Linked DNA regions of Homo sapiens: region 2 is linked to region 1. A link is a loop called in an ENCODE intact Hi-C map of the cell type or tissue named here. Cell type or tissue: PC-3. All regions are shown on one strand. Links, peaks and the distances in the headings refer to the core of each region. The heading gives the core; the rest is flanking DNA. Region 1 overlaps CREB5 (cAMP responsive element binding protein 5). Region 2 overlaps CREB5 (cAMP responsive element binding protein 5).

What was found. Peaks named below come from ENCODE experiments on the same cell type or tissue, not always from the same donor. Only the 100,000 strongest peaks of a DNase experiment are listed, where the experiment ranks them.
Region 2: it touches region 1 in a loop (2.8-fold over the local background); 6 of 110 quality-filtered maps call a loop at or near these places.

The regions. Positions count from the first base shown.
Region 1 is chr7:28,527,455-28,538,398 of GRCh38, reverse strand. The region is part of intron 4 of CREB5 (cAMP responsive element binding protein 5); the gene reads right to left. Among named protein-coding and RNA genes, the nearest start is that of CREB5, 120 kb to the right of the region's middle. In PC-3, for the core only: a CTCF peak has its summit at 1,940; a DNase peak (open chromatin) is centred at 4,448; H3K4me3 peaks cover 651 bases; H3K27ac peaks cover 1,668 bases.
Region 2 is chr7:28,580,743-28,591,686 of GRCh38, reverse strand. The region is part of intron 5 of CREB5 (cAMP responsive element binding protein 5); the gene reads right to left. Among named protein-coding and RNA genes, the nearest start is that of CREB5, 170 kb to the right of the region's middle. RefSeq lists an enhancer at 1-643. In PC-3, for the core only: no CTCF peak of the experiment used is centred there; DNase peaks (open chromatin) are centred at 4,296 and 4,766; H3K27ac peaks cover 1,147 bases; H3K27me3 peaks cover 915 bases.

The DNA.
Region 1 (10,944 bases), core at 1,356-9,355:
TCATCACAAGACAGAGTCCATGTGTCTAGTTGAAATGGAGTAAGAGGCCAGGCACGGTGGCTCACGTCTGTAATCCCAGCACTTTGGGAGGCCGAAGCGGGCAGATCACTTGAGGTCAGGAGTTCGAGACCAGCCTGGCCAACATGGCGAAACTCTGTCTCTACTAAAAACATAAAAATTAGCTGGGCGTGGTGGGGAGTGTCTGTAATCCCAGCCACTTGGGAGGCTGAGGTGAGAGAATCACTTGGACCCGGGAGACAGAGATTGCAGTGAGCAGAGATCGCGCCACTGCACTCCAGCCTGGGCAACAGAGGGAGACTCTGTCTCAAACAAAAATAAAAACAAAACAAAACGATAACAACAACAACAACAAAAACCATAGTTAAGAAACCATGGAGGCAACATACAGATTTTTTCCCCCAGTGTTTTTGTAATTGACGTTTCCCTTGAACTTGGTCACATTCGATTACAGAGAATTACTAGTGAAAGGTCTAAACCTTCCTGTACATCAAGATAGAGTAAGGCTAGTATGTATGTGGGTAGAAACCCAAACGGTATTCAAATCTGCTAAATATAAACAAAGAATGGATGCCAAAAAGAAGAATGTGCATGTACTGACTCCAATGTGCAGGGCTTGAAACTGACATGAAGTTCTCCTTTCTCATGACAGACTCCTGTTCTTATTTTTTACTTTGAACAAATCGGTTATGAATTTTGGGGATTTGTAAGCATACCCTGTTGGAAATTCACATTTCTTTAATCTGCCTCCTCCTTTTCACTCCCCACAGAACGTCAAGCAGCTCCCAAGTTCTGCCTCTGTTAACTCCCCCTGTATTCATGTAAATAGGCTATGATTCAACTCCATCCAGTAACCCCAGCTGTCTCTGCCATCTCCCATCTTTGTACACCTCCATGTCCATTTCTGAGGCATTTGCATCAGGTGAGCTGTCTCAGAGTATAATTTTAAATGGCCATATGCTCAACATAATTGCATATACTGTGCTATGTTAAAAAAAAAAGGCTTTAAGTGCATGTTGTAGGAAATTCTTTTGTGTTTTGGTGGTAAAGTTCAGAGCTGTTCTAAACATTTATTGGGGAAAAAATGGGTAACCATATGAGATGACAAATATGTTAATTTGCTTCACTACAGTAATCCTGTATCATGTATCTCATGTATCTCATAACATCATGTCATATTTCTCAAATATAGACAATAAAATGTATTAGAAAAAATCTGACTGGACTTCAATGAATATACAAGAACAGCACAATTCAACCTCTCTAAATCTCAGTTTCCTTACCTTAAAAATGGAGCCAATCCTCCCATCTTGAAGATGACTGTGAGAATTAAATAGGACTGTAAGCATTAAGCTTCCAGCACAATTGTGGTATGTAGTACGTGCTTAGTACAGTACAGCTAATATTGTAGGGGATCAGCATGGTTAAGCAGTGGTACCACTTTTGGAAAAAAGCAAACCAGTGTTAGTTAGATTTGGGCTTCTCCACTTACTGGTAGAATGACCTCAGGCAAGTAACTTAACCGTCCTGGGCTTCAGTATGCTAAGCTTAAGATGGATATAAAATAGCTACTTTTTTAGGGTTGTATGAGAATTAAGTGAAACTAAATAAGATTGTGACTATAGACAATACTGATGGACAACATGTAACACTCACAAGTCATTAGTATATGTTCCACACCCATGTTCAGTAAACAGTAGTAGATATTATTAGTAAAGGCACTAATGCTATCAAAAATGTTAATTTAGGATTGATGACCGGCTCTTGCCTGGAATGCCAGAGGTAAACCTGATTCAGTAGGTGATTCCACAAGCCCCAGGCTGGCCAGGCCAGTACAGTGCTGCCTCGTGAAGCTGCCAAACCCTAATGCAAGGAAGTTCAGGTCTGAGCTGGGTCAGGCTTGAAAACAGCAGAGACAGAGTTCCTACCACTAGGAGAATCACTGAGCTTCAGAGCTGGAAGGGAGCGCTGCAGTTGGCAAGCAGGCAGCAAGGACAACATTCCAAGGAGATGCGCCTTACCTCATGATAGAGTGGGAGAAAAGAAACAGACAGACTCTGAGAGGGGATCAGGAAACACAGGTGCAATGTTAGACGGCTCTGCGAAGTCCAAGGCACGCTTTTCCCACTGTTCTTTTGAGACTATTCTATGACTTTGAAATAGAAAGAGAAAACTAAACAGCATCCCCCTTCGTGTACCTTATAGGCTCAAGGTGCTTTTTGAACATTGTTTGCTGGTTTCTCAGCAGACATAGGCAGACAGCGTGTTTTCTCTGCAACATAGATGGGGAAATCAAGACACTCTATGAGGAGTGACTTGTGACAATAAATACTTCAGCAGGCACAAGAAAGACCCAGGGTCTCTGAGGGACCCATTTACAGCTCTGGGCTCAGAATTATGATTTGACCTGATGTGTTTTAATTAAGTTGTAACACAGTTTTCTCTTTTTTTCATTTTCCGTCCTTTTAGATTGGAAACCTGAAGAACATAACCAAGTTCTACCATGTAGGCTTTTGGTGGGACAGAAGTTAGCACAGCCCAACCAAGGAGAAAAAAAGGAGTGCAATAGAAATGGTTAGCCTAGGAGGGCAGAAAGAACCTTTCCTAGAAAATTCATGCTCACCACATCAATAGTATTCTTTTCTCCCTTTCTTCCTTCTTTTCTCCTTTCCATTACTTCTCTTCCTTTTTCCTTCCTTCCTTCTTGCCCTTTCTCTTTTCTCTTCCTTCCTTCCCTTCTCTTTTTCCTTCCTCCCTCTTTCTCTCCTATACAAATTAATTTGTATAACCACTACATAAATATTTGTTAAGATGATATAGTGTCTGAAAATCCAGGGTTTTTAAACAAGCATAAGTGAAGGAAAGTAAGGTAAATGAAAGAGGAAGTCGAGATGAAGAGAAGGAAATATTATGAGACTTCTACTCCCATTTTTTCCTTCCTTCTCTCCTTCCTTCCCTGCCTCCCTCTCTTCTTCCTTCTTTCCTTCCCTCCTCCTCCCTTCCTCCCTTCCACCTTTCCTCCCTTCCATCCTTCCCTCCTTCTTTCCTTCCCTCCCTCCCTCCCTCCTTTCACTTTTCCTAAAGAAATTGGTTTAACCACAGAGGACTATTTGCAGCCAGTAGAGGAAAAACCTCTACTATGTAATCCACAAGTATGAATGTTCCTGCAAAAAGACTTGAGTCTGTTACCAAATTGGGCCCGACCTAGCCTTCCTTGTAAGGCTGCCTTCGTGTGACCACACTGGGCCTTAAAGAGCCGGTGTAGATGGGGTGACCATGGGACAGCAAAGGGGCCACAATATCCCATTGCCTAATTCACCAGGACCAGCAGGAACCAGAGATGCGAGCTGCAGTCCGCAAGCCCTCAGGTAAGAAACACATGGCCAAGGATGAGTACATTTCTAAATATAAATAAATAACTGGGAGGTGATACGGGACATCAGGGCCTTGAGAACTCAGACTCCAGAGTCAAACTATTAGGTTCAAACCTGGGCTTTCTCACTTAGAAGGCCTGTTACCCTGAGAAAGTCACTTTATCCCTCTGGGCCTGTTTTCTGGTCTCCAAAATGGGGACATAATAGCGTGTACCTCATAGGGTTATTGTGAGGATTACAAAAATTAATTTCTATAAGCACTACATAAATATTTGTTAAGATGATGATGCAGATGGTGTCTGAAAATCCAGGGTTTTTAAACAAGCATAAGTGAAGGAAAGTAAGGTAAATGAAAGAGGAAGTCGAGATGAAGAGAAGGAAATATTATCTGAGACTCCTGTTTGAAAATTCTCATGTTTGGAGAAAAGTGGCTGCAGAAGAAGTGCCCTGTTACACTGGGATGCTGGCTGGAATTGTCATCTTGCTCAGTAATAACTCTGAGAGGCCCCACGATTACAGGAGGGATTGCCTCAATTGCTACATAGCTTACAAGATGTTTTCCCTTCAGCCTAAGGCAAGGGGTCCACCCAGCCCTTCTCCTCCACTGGGAGAGGGAGGGGCTGAGCTGGAGAGGGCTCGCGGGGGAGGACGCAGGGTGGGCTGAGACACAGAGGCCAGAGCATCTATTGCCCTTCCTAGAAGGCAGGGCCTCCTCATCCTACTCAATAAAGACTTCCTTGTTTTTCAGCACACAGAGTAATCTCTGAAAGACTGCACTCCAATTTGAAAATGAGCCAAGAGCCAGTGGGAAATTCTCCAGCAAATTGCACAGGGAGACAATAATACGAAGGGCAAGTGGATCAAAGCGTCCTTATTTTTTTCTTCTGGAAATTCCTATTCCTGAGGCCTGAGGCCCTGTGGGTCTGAGACTCTTCCCCCCAGTGTTGTCAGGATCATAGTGTTCACAAAATAGATACAGATTTGCTTTTCCAGGGTTGGGATGACAGGATCTAGGTTCTCAGAACATAACTGAAAATCAACTCATGTCAAAAGTAAATGTTGGAGTCCTGCATATGCCCTGTCATTCTGACTCATGTTTACACTTGGTTTTTATTTCAAAAAAAGATGTTAAGCCAGCCTATGTAGCACCATTTAGGAGAAGAGGAGGAAGAAGAGGAGGACAAGGATGATTCCCCTCAAGAGCTCTGACTTGGGATGGGAACCTCACAATATATTCAGGTTTGGTTGCTGTATCAAGAAGTAAAAGAATTTCAAGCTCCTTTAAAACAGAAGAGGAGGCAGCCTCTGCCCAATACAGGACTGAGCTCATTGAAAACTTCTCAGAGGACATGATGTAAAATGGAGAGCTCAAAAACCCGTAAAAATAACCCTTAGCCTTTTAGAAATTATAAGTGGGGAACTTAGTTCTTACCCAGTAGAATTTTAAAATGCTATGTCCTTCCGGAAATCCTGTGGTGCTTTCTGAAATGACTTACTGACAGTATGACTGAAGTCAGTGTCTCCATGCAAAGTGCAGGTACGCACGACAGGAAAGGACAGCAACTGTGCGGGGACAGGTATGGTCACCAGAGTGTCCATGTGTCTTATGGCCCGGAACAAGTTATGCGGTCTCGCCATCCCTTCTGTCACTGGGGACAATTACTTTTTTTCCCTAAAGTTTATGATGTCCACATGTTTATAAAGGTTAAGGGAGGTAGATTTAAAAAGTCTGGTCTTGCTTCGTTACACAAGCTTTGACTTCCCGTTTCCTTAAAGGCTGGCTCTTTCTTTTTTTCTTTTTGAGATGGAGTCTTGCTCTGTTGCCCAGGCTGGAGTGCAATGGTACGATATCGGCTCACTGCTACCTCCGCCTTCCAGTGTGCACCACCACACCCGGCTAATTTTTGTATTTTCAGTAGAGACAGGGTTTCACCATCATGGTCAGGCTGGTCTTGAACTCCTGACCTCATGATCCAAGCCTGGCTCTTTCAACAAGCATCCTATGTCTCTAACTGTGGGACATTTTATGTCATAAGTGGATCTTCCCACTCCTGTGTTCTCACATCTTATTATGTGCTAAACACAGTTCTAAGTTATTTCCCACAGTAACTCTTGTCTAAGGGGTTGGTGCTATTACTGTTATCCCATTTGACAGATGAGAACACTTAGGGTGAGAGGTATAGTAACTTCCTATGATTACATAGCTGGCAAAAGCTGGGATACAAACATAGATCTTTTGGCTTGGAATTCTGTGCTCTTACCACTATGTTATCCTGCTGATCAAATGAACAAAGTTCTTGCTTTAGCCTAATGTGTTTGTAGTTGTAGTAAATAAAATATACCAATTTTCAATTACTTTGTTAGTTCCTTTTTCTCCATTTCCTTAAAAAACAAAAACAAACAAACAAACAAAGAAAACCTTCCGATCCACGAGACCCGAGGCACTGTTGGTCTGGGACTCTTTCCCTCTGAAGTTGTCACGATGACACTGTTCACAAAGTAGAGGCAGATTTGCTTTTCCAGGGTTGGGGTGCCAGGAGCTGTATTAGATCTCTGGATAACAATTTTGCAATGCAGCTGCTGCATAACAAATTACCACAAAATTTCGTGGCTTAAAACAACATTTATTATCTCACGGTTTCTCTATGTCAGGAATTCAGCAGCAGCTTAGCTGGATGGTCCTGGCTCAGGCACTCTTATGAGGTTGCAGTCAAGATATCAGCCAGGGCTATATTCATCTGAAGGTTTGACCGGGACTGGAGGATCTGCTTCCAAGATGAGTCTCTCCTATAGCTGTTTGGCAGGGGGCTTCAGCTCCTGGCCACGTGGACCTCTCCACAGGGCTGCTTGAGTGTCCTCATAGCATGGCTCTGGCTTCCCCAACCCCTACAGAACCCTGTTTCACAAATGTTGGTGTCTTGCGTTGAAGTAATAATTTTCCACTGACAAAGTTTTAGCCTCAGTTTTTATTTATTTTTTGAGACGGAGTCTTGCTCCGTTGCCAGGCTGGAGTGCAGTGGCACAATCTCAGCTCACTGCAACCTCCGCCTCCTGGGTTCAAACGATTCTCCTACCTCAGCCTCCCGAGTAGCTGGGAGTACAGGTGCGTGCCACCACACCCGGCTAATTTTTTGTATTTTAATAGAGACAGGGTTTCACCATGTTAGCCAGGATGGTCTCGATCTCCTGACCTCGTGATCTGCCCACCTCAGCCTCCCTAAGTGCTGGGATTACAGGCGTGAGCCCCCACGCCCGGCTAGCCTCAGTTTTTAGTTAGGGTCTCCATACCCCTCTCTGTTGGCCTGGTTTCAGAATTCCTATGTAAAGTAAAAGTTTAATGAGTCTATGAGATGGTGTTACGTGTTGCATTGTATCCCTCCTTTTCAAATTCATATATTGATGTTCTAATCCCCAGGACCTCAGAATGTGACCTTGTTTGGCAACAGGGTCATCACAGATGTAATTAGTTAAGATGAGGTCATTCCGGAGGAGGGTAGGCTCCCAATCTATCATGAGTGGTGTCCTTATGAAAAGGGGAAATGTGGACACAGACACACACAGGATGAACACCATATGAACATGAAGGTGGAGACTGGAGTGATGCATCTACAAGTAACACCAGAGATGGCCAGCAAAACACTCGAAGCCAGGAGGGAGGCTTGGAGCAGTGCCTCCTTCAAAGCTCTCAGAAGAAATCAGCCTTGCCAACACCTTGATCTCGGACTTCAAGCATCCAGAGCTGTGAGGCAACACATTTCTGTTGTTCTAAGCCACCCAGTCTAGGGTACTTTATTACCGAAGCCATGGGGAATTAAGAGATGAAAAGAAAAAAAAACCTAGAGACCAAGAGACTATATAAGACAAGCAGGCCTGGTTACTTTGCACCCATGGATTGACCATGGGGCTTTCCCCAAAACATTATATTGTGCCTCTTCCCCGCCACCCACTGGGAAAAAAAAACAACATTTGACCTTCAAAAAGCACATTCCCCAGTAAAACTGGCAAAAACTCAGAATAGACAGTCAAGGTTTCCTGATCTCACCCAAGAAAATGGAAATTTTATTACATTCCACGACCACAAGGTTTTTCCTAAGCTCATTAAGCATATTTTTCCCGCAGAAGATCTTGTCTTAATAAGGCCACCACTATCCCTTTCCTCTGGCCTCCATCATCAGCCAGGATAAAAGGCAGGACTGCGGGTGGAGATGAGTGGGGACTCTAGAGAGTTCCAGCACTGCTTGTTTATTTTGAGACACACTTGCGCTTCTACTTGGGCCATCACAACTGTGGTCAAAGGACTCGGAATCTGAAGAACACAAACAAAGCTAACTATGGCGAAAAGCCAGGGTAAAGTTTTCTTCAGCAGCGTAGAGGGAGGGCCATTTTGCATAGCCTTTTATATGATAATCGCAGCTCCTTCATCTGTATTGAACTTTGCAGCAAGAAGGAAAAATAAATAAGGCTGACTAATGGCTTGTTTCCCCAAAGGCAGCTTTTTATGGGATCATATGTTTTTTCAGCTTTTCAGTCACAGTTTCCTGCCTGGACATTAGGAGCCCTTGACATTGGCTATGGCTTCGTGCACCCTGGACGACAGCCCAAGCTGCCCCTGAGCAGCTCGACTAGGGTCCAGCTGGACCACGGCCCCTTCCTAGGTCTCAGTGATGGTGAACCTTGTTCCCTTTGATAAGCTGCACACAGCAGCATGTCTTTCAACACCTTCCAGGTCAAGCATGGCTCCTCTTATCTGACGGGCGAGGAAAACCAATGTGGGTTGGATCAGAAGCCTGGATCCGGAGCCTGTGACAGTGTGTACCAATTCAAAAGCAATCACAAAAGCGACTCTGAATTGCTTTTGCTCCTGTTCTATTCACCACTGCTCCTTCCAAAGTCAGAGGGGACTTTTAGAATTGGGCAGTCTTGAGTTTAAATCCCAGCTCTGCCATTGGATGACTAAGGACAAATAGCTTAATCTCTGAGTTCATTTCTTATCAGGAAAATTATAAGTGATAAAACCTGCCTCATGGAGCTGTGATGATAAGAGATAATTTTGCAAGATATCTGGCAAATAGTAGGTGCTCAGTAAACAATAGCTGGTGTGATTATCAGGTGTCCCAAATAGCCTCACCGTAGAAGAAACTTTCCTGGCAGATTAACGTATAGAAAGGTAAAGCAAAGTGTGTTGGAGCTGAGCATGTCTTGAAGTTGGGTTGAGGAAACAAACAAGCAAAACATGACAGTCTTCCAGCTGTCTCTGTGCAGCTTTCACTTGATTTCCCCACATTTGGGTGGGAAGAAATTATTCTGGAAATCCTTCTGACTTGCTCTCCCTCTCAGAGGGCCATAGAGCAAGGAAATCAGGTTGGGAAGAAGAGAGACAGACAGTTTTTGTTCTTTATTTTCCCACCTTGGATTCTGTGTTTGAGGGAATGAAGGGGTTGATTAAAAGGTACCACCCTCTTACTCTTGAGTAATTGCAGTTTAATTATATTTAGGCCAGTGGTTTTATCATGTTAAATTTGGGGAGAAGGCACAAGATGAGTCATGGAAAAATTTTTGATAAAATTGTGGAAACTTGGGACATCTGTGATTTTCTTTCTCTCGTCTCACTCCTTCCCTACTTTCCTGGCCCATCCTTTTCTGCCTGCCAACAGGGTCCTCTGCAGGGAGCACAGGGAAGTGCTTCCCACCTTGGCACCTCCTTCGGGGCTTTGGCTATTGCCTGAGTGGTCAATTAGCAGAGCTCCATAGTCAGTGACCACTCTCGTGCATTCTTGGGTGGAAAAACTGGAGCCCAGATCCCTCCAGGGGTCAGCTGGTCTCCAGAACCTCCAGATGTAGCCCAGCAGGCCACAGGAATAAGCAACAGACACCAGTTGTGCTCCAGGTCATAGCTTTAGAGTTGCTCCCACAGAAGAATCAGGAATCTGTTGCTGTTGCTTTTCCTCATGAATCACATTCTTCCACCTCCAAGTTTGTTGCCTCAGAAGGACTGGTGTGTCTCCTTGGTTATGAGGAATCATTGCAAAGTCAATTGATGTTCTACCCTCTCATGACCTCTCCAAGGTCCAGCCTTAAAGCAACAAGGTTAGGATATCCCGGAAGTTGTGGAAGCCACCAGAGAGATTCTGAGATAATGTTCAGAGTATGGCCAAAGAAGGGAAATAAATATCATATTCTTCTTTAAAAGTGAGAAACACACCTATTCTGCATTGGCAAGCCTTTTTTTTTTTTAACCTAAAACATTGGTTAAGGTAATAACAATTATAATCACGCTCTTTTTTTTTTTTTTTTTTTTTTTTGAGATGGAGTTTCGCTCTTGTTGCCCAGGCTGGAGTGCAATGGCGCGATCTCGGCTCACTGCAACCTCCACCTCCTGGGTTCAAGTGATTCTCCTGCCTCAGCCTCCCGAGTAGCTGGGATTACAGGCATGTGCCACCACACTTGGCTAATTTTGTGTTTTTAGTAGAGACAGGGTTTCTCCATGTTGGTCAGGCTGGTCTCCAACTCCCAACCTCAGCTGATCCTCCCGCCTCAGCCTCCCAAAGTGTTGGGATTACAGGCGTGAGCCACTGCACCCAGCACATACTCATTTGTATAGCACACTGAAGTTTACAAACTGCTTTCACATAATTGAGAATTGAAATATTAAGCATTCAGGATGTCACAGCATCTTCAAACACTATCCTTTCATCATGAAATATTCCCCTTGACAATTACAGAGCAATTAATGCCGACTCAGTGATAGCCTATGTCAGGAAGATCTGCTCACTTGCACACAGGTAGAAGCGATGGGCCCCAAGTTTCAAGAAATCTTTGGACTGTACATTCAAAGTGTCTTGAAGTGTCAGTACATCCCAAGAAAGTGTGGGTGCAGCAAATGTCAGCATAGCTCTGGCCTGAACTAAACAAAACATGCTTTCCATTTAGTAAGTATATTCTATGTGCAAGGCAATTTGCTGGACCCGCACATGTAATTGTGCCCAAACCTCACTATAACTTTGCAAGGTAGATAAACATGGCGGCTCAGAAAAAGTTAAATGACTTGGTAAGGCCACGTAGCCAGTAGGTATGGATAGCTCAAGCTCTTTCCATTACAGTGGTGCAAAGTAGGTTCCACAAGATCCTGGCTTCAAGAAAGGAATAATATGAAACAAACAATAAGTATATTTCACAAGAGAATTTTTTTGAGACAGGATCTCTCTCTGTCACGCAGGCTGGAGTGCAATGATGCAATCAAAGCTTACTGCAACCTCAAACTCCTGGGCTGAGACCCTCCTGTCTCAGCCTCCTGAATGGCTAGGAATACAGGCATGCACCACCATGCCTGGCTAATTTTTTAAAAACTTTTTTGTAGTGATGATGTCTCACCATATTGCCCAGGTTGGTCTTGAACACCTGTCCTCAAGTGATCCTCCTACATGAGCCTCTCACAGCACTGGGATTACAGGCAAGAACCACTGCACCTGGCTGTCAAGAGAATTTTTAGACCAGTGGTCTTCAAAGTGTGGTCCCAGACCAGCAGCATCAGCATCATCTGGGAACTTGCCAC
Region 2 (10,944 bases), core at 1,566-9,565, 53 kb before region 1:
TTGTCCCTTTTTTGGTCTTCTGATAGCACTAACAACCAGTCTCCCTTAGCCCCTGTCCACCTTCTGGAAGAGCTTCTGTAGCTTCTAACATCCAGTCCTAAACTGGACTCCCCTTATTGTTTCTGAAGGCAGGTGGAAGCAGCAATTAACTGTGGCTTAGTTCTCAGGAAGAGCTGAACTTCCTCCGTGTAGGTTTCTAAGAAATAGTCTCAGGACATAGCAAATCTACAAAGGTTTTCTGAGTATTACAAGCACGGTACTAAGCAAACCACCATAAAACACGAGGCCTGGGAAGGACAGAGGGGGAAAAAAATCAATTGAACCTGTGGCTGATTTAATATGGAGGGCAATGGACATGAGAAGCTAGAGAGGACTCCTCTCAGCCCGACTGCTTGAAGGAATGGCGTTATGCTTGGGTGAAAAATAAATCACTCTGTGACTTCAAGCTACAAAGGAAGACCCAGAAGCTGTGTAGAGGAAACATGATGCCCTTTGGCCATTGCTCTTCCCTTGCTAAGACTCCAGGGACACAAGATAGAGACATGGTGAGGAAAATCAGTTGGTCATCCTGTTTGGAGTAAAAGTAGACATTTTATGTGAGACTAAACAGTGCTCATGTTTATTAAAACAGTGGGGAACAGGGACATTTTCAGTATTTCCTCAAAAGTTCATTGATCTTGCAAAAAATTAACTTTGGCAATCTGAAAGACATCAAAGTCTTTCTAAATTAACTATACACAAAAATACACTTACTCCTAACCACACATTGAGCAGGTAGTTAGTGATAACGATGATGATAATGTCATTGAGGACTTTTGCTATATGCCAGATATTTTTATCTGTTCTTATGGCATCATCACCACAGGCTTGGAGGGCAATATCTTCATTTTAACACATTAGGGAAGAGAAACAGAGGCACTGAGTGATTAACTATAACTTTTCCAAAGTCAGAGTAACTTGGATTTCAGTTTGGGTTTTTATTATTATTATTATTATTATTATTATTATTATTATACTTTAAGTTCCAGGGTACATGCGCACAACGTGCAGGTTTGTTACACATGTATACATGTGGCATGTTCGTGTGCTGCACCCATTAACTCGTCATTTACATTAGGTATATCTCCTAATGCTATCCCTCCCCCCTCCCCCCACCCCACAACAGGCCCTGGTGTGTGATGTTCCCCTTCCTGTGTCCAAGTGTTCTCATTGTTCAATTCCCACCTATGAGTGAGAACATGTGGTGTTTGGTTTTTTGTCCTTGCTATAGTTTGCTGAGAATGATGGTTTCCAGCTTCATCCATGTCCCTACAAAGGACATGAACTCATCATTTTTTATGGCTGCATAGTATTCCATGGTGTATATGTGCCACATTTTCTTAATCCAGTCTATGATTGTTGGACATTTGGGTTGGTTCCAAGTCTTTGCTGTTGTGAATAGTGCTGCAATAAACATACATGTGCATGTGTCTTTATAGCAGCATGATTTATAGTCCTTTGGGTATATACCCAGTAATGGGATGGCTGGGTCAAATGGTATTTCTAGTTCTAGATCCCTGAGGAATCGCCACACTGTCTTCCACAATGGTTGAACTAGTTTACAGTCCCACCAACAGTGTAAAAGTGTTCCTATTTCTCCACATCCTCTCCAGCACCTGTTGTTTCCTGACTTTTTCAGTTTGGGTTTTATGATGACAAAGCTGAGTCCCATACCACCAGATATAATGTCTTTCCTATTGTCACAGCAACAAAAGACTTAAGACAAAGGAGATGATACAGAGGGAGTAGAGGAGCTGACATAGTTTATCTGCAAGAGTGAGGCCCTTAACATGGAAGCTTCACACAGCCCTTTTCTCTCCTGCTCCTTCCTCACTTGAATAAATACTCCTAATGCAGAGAAAAAAATGGAATACTCACTACCTAAATATACAAACCGTGGATATTACAGAATCTTTTTTCATCTTCATGATTACCTTTCAATAATAAGAGACTCTAGAAAGGAAAATCACATCCTATATGAAAAGTGGCAGAAATATACTCAAGATTTATGCATTTCGCTATTTGTAAACAGCAACAAAAAGAACCACAAAGAAATATCAACTCTGTTTTCTTTTTCTTTTTGTTTTTGTTTTTGAGACAGAGTGTCGCTCTGTCGCCCAGCCTGGAGTGCAGTGGCGTGATCTTGGCTCACTGCAAGCTCCGCCTCCTGGGTTCACACCATTCTCCTGCCTCAGCCTCCCGAGTAGCTGGGACTACAGGCACCTGCCACCACACTCAGCTAATTTTTTATATTTTTAGTAGAGATGGGGTTTCACTGTGTTAGTCAGGATGGTCTCGATCTCCTGACCTTGTGATCCACCCACCTCGGTCTCCCAAAGTGCTGAGATTACATGCGTGAGCCACTGCGCCCAGCCCAAATATCAACTCTATTAATGATACATATGCTGAAGTGGTTAGGAGTAAAGTTACTGATGTCTGCAACTTACTTAGAAATGCATCAAAAAATAAGACTGATGGATGGATAGATGTACAGCTATATGATAAAGCAAGTATAGCAAAGAGCCATTGTAGAATGTTAGGTGGCGAATATACAATTCTTCATGCTTTTCTATGTGTTTGAAATGTTTCAAAGTAGAATGTCAAGGAAAAGTGACCATAGAGTGAGTCTTACATTTCTAAGCTGCTCGTTTTCTGACTCCACACTTATTTAGAAAGCTGGGCAGGTGGGAAGAGAGGAGCTACGTTGCTGGGAAGAAAGCCAGCACTGGCCAATAATAATGTTGTCCCTTCCAGGGAAAACAGGCTTGGAGAACAACTGCTTGACCACTTCTAATCCAGATTCACAATCTCAAAAAAATTCTCATGCCGAGAGAAAACAGAAGCCAAAAATAGGTAAGAAAATACAGCAGGGGCAAGGAGAAGATGCCAGATTTCAACATCGCCGCACATTGTGTCATAGGCAGAGCTGCAAATGAAAGCTAGAACTGTGTACAGTTTTGCATGGTTTTGGAACCTAGACTTGGAAGGCTCTAAGGCTTGTGTATCCCCAGAGAAAAACAGGTCCTTGGTAAATATTTGCTGAATGAAGGATGCGTATTTTGTTGAAAGGTACTGAAGAAGATAAAAACAGTTTTGCAACTACTTATCTTACCTATTGATCTCTTGCTGTTTAAATTAAGAAGCTGCACATATGTGATGTCTCTTTCAACCCTTTGTGCCCATATGTGTATGCATACTTACACCAATATAGTTCCTCCGTACTAGATAACATGCTGGGCGTTTAGGAGATTCAGAAATGAATAAAGCACAATTTCTGCTTTACAGACTTAAAACCTATGTGGAAACAAACCCCATGTAACTATAATACATGGGATCTGATGTAGTAAGTACCATGAACAGCAGAGGCCTTATATTGTTTTGTTAAGATCTGACTTTACAATATAGGTCCTACATACTGTATTCAAGTCACCAGAAACAGTACCGCTACGTATAGGAAATGGCCCCCTCCAAAAGATTGTGTGATCCAGGATACCAAGAGACCAAAATTAGAATGCTGTACTGCAGATCAGAGTCTCCTGGAGAGCCTGAGATCTTTCCTCTATTTTAACCCAAATGGTTGAATTATCCCTTTGTGTCAAGAACATGATATTGCACAGAGAGTTGGCCCCAAACAGCCCTGGACCCCTGATCTGCAGTGAAGAGCTCCCCATAGCATACTTGGGTACACTAATGTAACTAGACAAGTACTGGTAAAACCAGGTGGTAGAAAAGCAGTCAGGAAATGGGATGGGGAAAGGGCAAAATCTGTGCCCATGGAGACATTTTAGGTATTGAAAAGGAGGTAATGTTTTCCACTAAAGGGCATCCAGTTGGAGACTGGTCTGAGCTGGCTCTCGTTTTATAACCTCTCAACACATGTGTGTAGTCAAGGCTGAATTTAAAACCTATACCGTGAACCTTAGGAAAATAAACCACATTAAACAAGCACAAATTGAAAATATTACACAAGAGATTTCACAGGAAATTGGTCCAAATTTAGCCTTGCTCTTTATGTATTTAAGCCTCTTATTCATTGCTTAGAACTTTATATCAGGATTTTAATATGAGTCTCTCCTCCCCCACCCCCACCCCCAGCCCAGTCCACCTCCACAATGGTCTGCTTAGTTTTACAAAATGTATTTTTTTTAACTCCCGAAGAATCCTGCTACCTTTGGCCTGCTCTTTCAGTGCTCATTAACACATGTTCCCAAACAGCGCACTGATGACTCACAGCATCAATGGTGAGGTGAGGCTGAGCATGTACCCAGAAAAATCCCACTGCAGTACCAGAGACAAGCTCCACTGTGTGATCCCTGCATCGGTGGATTTCAATGCTGATTTTACATAAAAGGTGCCAGCAATCATGACAAATGTCATTAGCAGCAAACCATTTCAGTGTCTTTCAGTCTCAGAATTCTCTAATACTACTTTCCTTTCTTCTGTAGATTGTTTTGTCTTGCTTTTAATCTTGTTGTACTGTACTTTCTCTGAGTCTCCTCAAATCCTTTTCTTGGAATGAAGCCAAGTATAGATAAATACATGAATGATTTAGAATCCCATAAATGTAACAATCCACCTTTTGTAATGACATTTGAGTTGTTCTGATGTTATCTTGGTTGGTCACATAGCAAGAGACTTCCAGAAGCAACGGCTGGACCACTCTTTCCACCTTGGGTCTGGATTTTTGCCATCAGAAATGCCCTGTGGGATGCTGCCAGGACACTCTGGTCCGCAGCCCTTCTGAGCCAGGCATTTGCCAGGTGGGAAAAGTGATGCCAAACCAAAGGGTGGTTTTGTGGGATGGACAAACATGCCCTGAGGCCACGCTGGGACGTCCCATTCTTTCTCACTTGTTGCTGCCAGACAGAATGTGATTATTACTGGAGTTTGCTTACAAACCACTTTTAGAAGGCTTATTAAATTAGAACTTGTTTTGTATTTAGTTTGGAATTTTTTAATGATTTCGAGGTCTGGAATTCATGTTGCTTCCCCACTTCTCTCTATCACACCACAGGAAAATGCTTGCTGGTGAATGTGATTAAGTTTACTCTGATCTCTTTTCTTCGCCCTTATAATTCTCTACTCTTTATGGATGTGAGAAAGCTCCAAAAGAATAGAATAAGCCATGCAAAGAGCCCGAGGTCAGACTTCAGCTGGAGAGGGAAGGGGGCTGTCCAGAGGCCTGGCAGGGACAGGTACCCTATTGCTTTTACTGGGGTAGAACTGTGGGAAGTTTCTTTACAATTATTATCATTTTGCTAATTCCTATTTTAGAAAGATTAAAAGAACACCCTGGGCCCCTCCCAGAGCTCTGAGCTTCTTTGGGGGAACTCGCTGCCTCCTCCCCTTCTCCTCCTGTCGTGGCAGCCACCACACTCACTGAGGGGTCTTTCATCAGGGCTCTAGAGAAACATGGGTTTGGAAGATGCCCACACAGATTTCTGGCCCGTGACAGTGAGGACCACAAGGAGCATGGGCTTTTGGAGGTGTCCCTTCAAACCAACTCAGTGGTCTGACTGGGAGAATTGCTTCCATTTTCTGGCTTATTAAAAATAGTAAGGGAATCAAGATGACATAGTGATTTGATGAGCCCTTGAGAAACAGAAAACCCAGGATCACTCCATCCAAAAAAAGATGCAAAGTTCTAAAGATAGGAGAATTCAAACAAATAGGGAGGTTATGCAGCCAAAGGGGCCCTTTATTATCTGTTATGCTCAAAGGTAAATACACTTCCCTGACTGAAAGTATTAAATTTTCAAATGTTCAAGTAATCGTTAACCTAGTTCCGACCGCACAGGTGTCTGCAGCCTGCACCCATCCTGACTCAATGAGAGCCTCAGACAATGAATATGTCTAGTTGCTTTTAACACCCTCCCATGCGGGCTCACTCTGGGTGGTCATCTCTTGCCCCCTCATGCCCCAGAACAATTCTGGTGGTGGGGCTTTATTGGATTTCTCGGAGCATTAGGTTTCTGGGAGCATATAAACTCAAGGACGTTGCCTTTAAATCACTCAGAGCCAGGGAATAAGGCAGAGGACGCTTCAAAAAGAATTAGGAAAAGTTAACAGATCAAAAGAACAGTCCTGTCACATAAGCTACTTCCTTTTTCAAAAACATGTATTAGGAGCACAGCAGTTAAAACTCTGATCGGTCACGAAAATGAGCCCTAGCCCTCCGGCTGAGGGGCTGAGATGCATTAGGCACCACCTAAAAGAAATTTCTCAGTGATTAAGCTCAGTGTCTGCAGAAACACACAAACACACACACGGAAAAACAAGGCCCACCCTGGGCTCTCCTTCCCCAGGTAAGTCCCTGGTGTCCTTTCCTTCTGTGTCCACACAGGAAGTTGGTTCAGGGCTGCTGGAATGTTATTAGCTGCTAAGAACATCTTAGAAGGCTGAGTTGAAAAGCCCCCATACCTCTCTACAATGCTGATCTTCCATTCTTTGCAAATTATAGGGCAGACAGCTTAATCAACAAGAAGTGTGTGCTTCAGAATCCCGCAACTACTACTGAGCAGAACATTCGAGGCTAAAGAAAAAACTCCCTTGTTTGCCTCAAAGTGGATGTTTATGGCAGTGTAGGTTTGCAGCCCAGGTAAAATGCATCTCTACTAAGATCTTTCATAGAAGATAGTCACTGTGGATCTGTTTGATCTAGAGCAGGCCTCTTCGTTCCCTTTCTGTACAAATGGAGAACAAAGAACTGGGGGCATCTCACCAAACAGGTCCCAACAGCAAGATAGCTGTTCTCCAGAAAGTAGTCTTGTTTTTATTTTTAGTTGGCTTTTTCTCTTAATGTATTTATCCCCCACATCTGTTACAGTTCAATAAAATGAGAATGGAGTGATAGTTTTTTTTTTTTTTAACCACGATTCCGTTGGCAAAGCAGATAGATCCATAATTACATGGAGACACATGTATTCGTTTTCTAGGGCTGCAGTCACAAATTACCACAAACTGGGTGGTTTAAAAGCCACAGAAATGTATTTTTTCACAGTTCTGGAGGTTAGAAGTCTGAAATCAAGGTGTCAGCAGCAGGGGTTCTTTCTCAGGGCTCTGAAGGAAAGTTGCCCCATGCCCAGCTCCTGGATTCTGGTGGTGGCTGGCAATCCCTGGCGTTCCTTGGCTTACAGCTCTGTCCCTCCAATATACGCCTCTGCAGACACATGGCACTCTCCCTGTGTGTCTCTGAGTCCCCGTGTCTCCACATGGCCTTCTTATAAGGACACCACTCATTGGATTTAGGACTCACCCAAATCCTCCACAATGTCATCTTAACCTGATTACAGACCCTATTTCCAAATCAGGTCCCATCCGCAGGGGCCAGGGGTTAGGACTTCAACACATATTTTTGAGGGGACACAATTCAGATCATGACAACATACATGCAATAATTAAAGAGGAAAACCACAGGGCCTCGCCTGGGAGATGAGGACACTCTGAGCCTGTGAAGGAGGAAGAAGTAAAGGACTGTCCCAGGGGCTGGGCACTGAGAAGGAGGCCTCAGGAAGTCATCATTGCGTTCCGTGAGGTATTCCCACCGGCAGAGTTCGGGCTTGACTGTGGTAGAGGTGAAATTGTGAAGAGAGAGGAAAAGATAACAGTGAAATCCTGGCAGACTAAACTAAAAAGTGGAGTGGAAGTGTGCAGGTTGAAGGTGGAGGCTGTGCCCAGCGCGGTGGCTCACTCCTGTAATCCCAGCACTTCGGGAGGCTGAGGCGGGCAGATCAGCTGAGGTTGGGAGTTCGAGACCAGCCTGACCAGCATGGGGAAACCCTGTCTCTACTAAAAATACAAAATTAGCCGGGCGTGGGGGATCATGCCTGTAAACCCGGCTACTCTGGAGGCTGAGGCAGGAGAATCGCTTGAACCTAGGAGGTGGAGGTTGCATTGAGCTGAGATCATGCCATTGCACTCCAGCCTGGGCAACAAGAGCGAAACTCCATCTCAAAAATAAAAATAAAAATAAAAATGAAGGTGGAGGCTGAAGCACAGGCGGCTCTGCCCATGAATGCTGCCTCTCTGCTCCTCTTGAAGCTCAGTGCTGTGGGCACCTTCTTGCAATCATGTGTAAGTGTACCCTGCCTAAAAGGGTAGACTGAAATGATACAACTTCCTTTGTTATTGTTGTTCTACCCTTTCCTGAGAGATTGAAATGGACAGATCCCCATCAAGTCTCTATGTTTCCCTTCTGATGATTTTCTTCCCTCGCATCCAAATACTAGAAGTTATTTCATGTTTTATTCTCCCCTCAATCACCTATCACCTCAGAAGCCACAGCTTGCCTGTCCAATCTCATCCACTTTCCATGATGATGATGGCATCACTGGTTCTCCCGGAAATTGATCTTTAAGATGGTACTTGCTTTATCATACCCAATAATTCACTTTTCCTCTTGTTTGTGGTACATAGAGAAAAAAGCATCTTCCAATTTTGTAGTTTTCAAACTATGCTCTTGCTGAAGAGCCCTTTGTTCAAAGAAATGCTTATGTGGAAACCCAACTAAGTTCACATATGTGAAGCTGCTGTGGTTGAAGACATACCTGGGAAATGGGGAGCCCTGCCCACCTGGCCAATCTCCACACCCCTCATGCTTGGCAGCCCCTGGGCAGGCTCTGTTGGGCCCAAGTTAGTGGATTCGAGGTGCCCATATTTTAATAATTCATCTTTATATTATGGCACCTAGATTTCACATTACAATGTTCTGGGATCTGCCTGCTATTTACTTATTTAATTTTAAAAAAACCATCAGTTATCTTGTTTTTCCCAAGAAATTTAAACAGTTTCCCAAGAATTGTCATATGTCAGCCTGTGTTCTGCCCTCTTCTCCCTTGGGGTCTGCCGTCTAACTTTCCTCAAGGCTCTGATGGAATCCAGTTCTGTTTGGACGCTCCTCTAAAACTCACCACACGTCTAATTTCAGTACAATTAACAAAATTTGTAAGTTCTTTTCATTTCTTGACTGGAGATAAGGACTGAAAATTAAGTCAATTAGTAGAGAAGATAATGTATACTACAAGAAAAATGAGACCCATCACCATAAAAACTGATATAACAGTTAGACTTTGGAAAACTCCCAACTTTCCAGAGAAATCCACCACGGAAATATGAAGGATCAAATGCTTTTCATGGAAACACCTTGAAAACAAGCTTCCTATCATAAGACTAAAAAGAAGTTGATGCAACAGGGTCTTTGACGTAAAAGTTAACAATGGAACTCATTAAGAACTGATACAAACAATACACTACTGTGACTTAGTAAAAATGTGGTTCCCCGTGAAGGTTACCATTGAGAATGAACAAATTAAAGTTCTGTCTTTATTAAACTCCTTGCTGATGAAGGCCATTTCCCTTGGCCTTTCTCTACCCCTAAATTCCAAGAACAAATGAAAAACGAAAAAGCAGCAACTCTATACTCCCATGAAATTTTACCTAAGGACAGGCTTTAATACTACTGAGAAAGTGTGGGATTTCTGTTTCTTTACAGCACTATTTTGTCACCTTTTATAAAAACCCAGACAGGAATGCCCCTTTGCAATATTTTCCCACTAAACAGTTTTTCTATATAAATATCCAGGACCACAAATCCCCGGAAATCACTACAGTGCAACTTTCATTTACTTCTTATTCGTACAGGGGCATTCACCCAAAGAACCTTTTGTGCAAAGGGTAATAGCAAAAGAAGTATCTTTCCAATGCCTAGAATGGGAGAGGAGGTTCTTCTTTCTCACCCCACCCTGGCACTACATCTGTGAGAAGGTGTGCACCAAGTCACCTGCATTCTTGACAGGCAGACAGGGCATTGATTACCCAGACATGGCGCCTCCCTTGCTTCTAGTGAGGTCACCCGGGTCTTCCCTGCCCTGTCTAAAAATCACAGTTGGCTTTGCGATGCTTGACAGATTGTTTGGGTGCCTGTGGAGACAAAGCTAACTTTCACTGTACTGTAGTGGGCCTGATACAATAACTGGAGGCTGTTGGGTGTTTTCTTCTGATTCAGCCTTTCTTAGGAAGCTCTTGAGGGTCTGATTCAACCACTTGAGCTACAAACAACCACTATGGGAGGAAGAGGTAAAGGGGAGGAGAGAGACACCCATACTTGAGGGCGTTTGTGATTCTCTTTAAGCACCCGCAGGCCTCTGCCTGTGACTGTGGTACAGGCCTTGGCAAGGAACCAACCAAGTCTACGGGAAAAATAACGTCTGGAAGAATGTCTTGTCATACTCTTTTCTCTTTAATGGCTTGGTGAGCCTTTTCACCAGGCGCAGCTTCTGTTGTGAACACTCCGCTGGTTAAAAAATCCCCTGGCCACACTTTCTCTGAGATCCCTAAAGAAGGCTGGAGGAATATTCGGGCACAGTTATTTCAAAATGATACAGCAAAGGAAAGAAGAAATAATACAAAATCTGGAATCTGGAGTTTGTGTGCAAGAAGGTTAAACACATTGGGAAAAAGTAAAGTTCAAGTTGTCACTGTTCTGCCTCCTAAACAGCCTTGCTGCTTTTTGGCTGGGGGTTTCCTCACTCTTCTGCACTTTGTCTCTCAGACTGTTTCGAACCTAGCCTCTAACTGAAGACCCATCTTGTTATTCATTTTTCTATTTTTAATTAGAGGAACACAGTGTCATGAAAAAAATTAACTTTCATCTCCAGACTTGAGAAAAGCCAAGAATTCAGACCTCCAATCAAAAAAGCTTCCTGAGTACCAGCACTCATTCATGCTGGTTTTGTATCTGATGCAGTTTTCATTCAATTTGAAGCTCAATGGGTATGAAACCCAATGAAATGAACCAAGAGAAGGACATCGTCCAAACATGTTGAAGCACTTGTGGGTGATTGGTCGGGCCTTTGTGTTCTGTGGCTCCTTTGAGAAGCCTCTGTCTCAGGCAGGCTCCAAACTGCC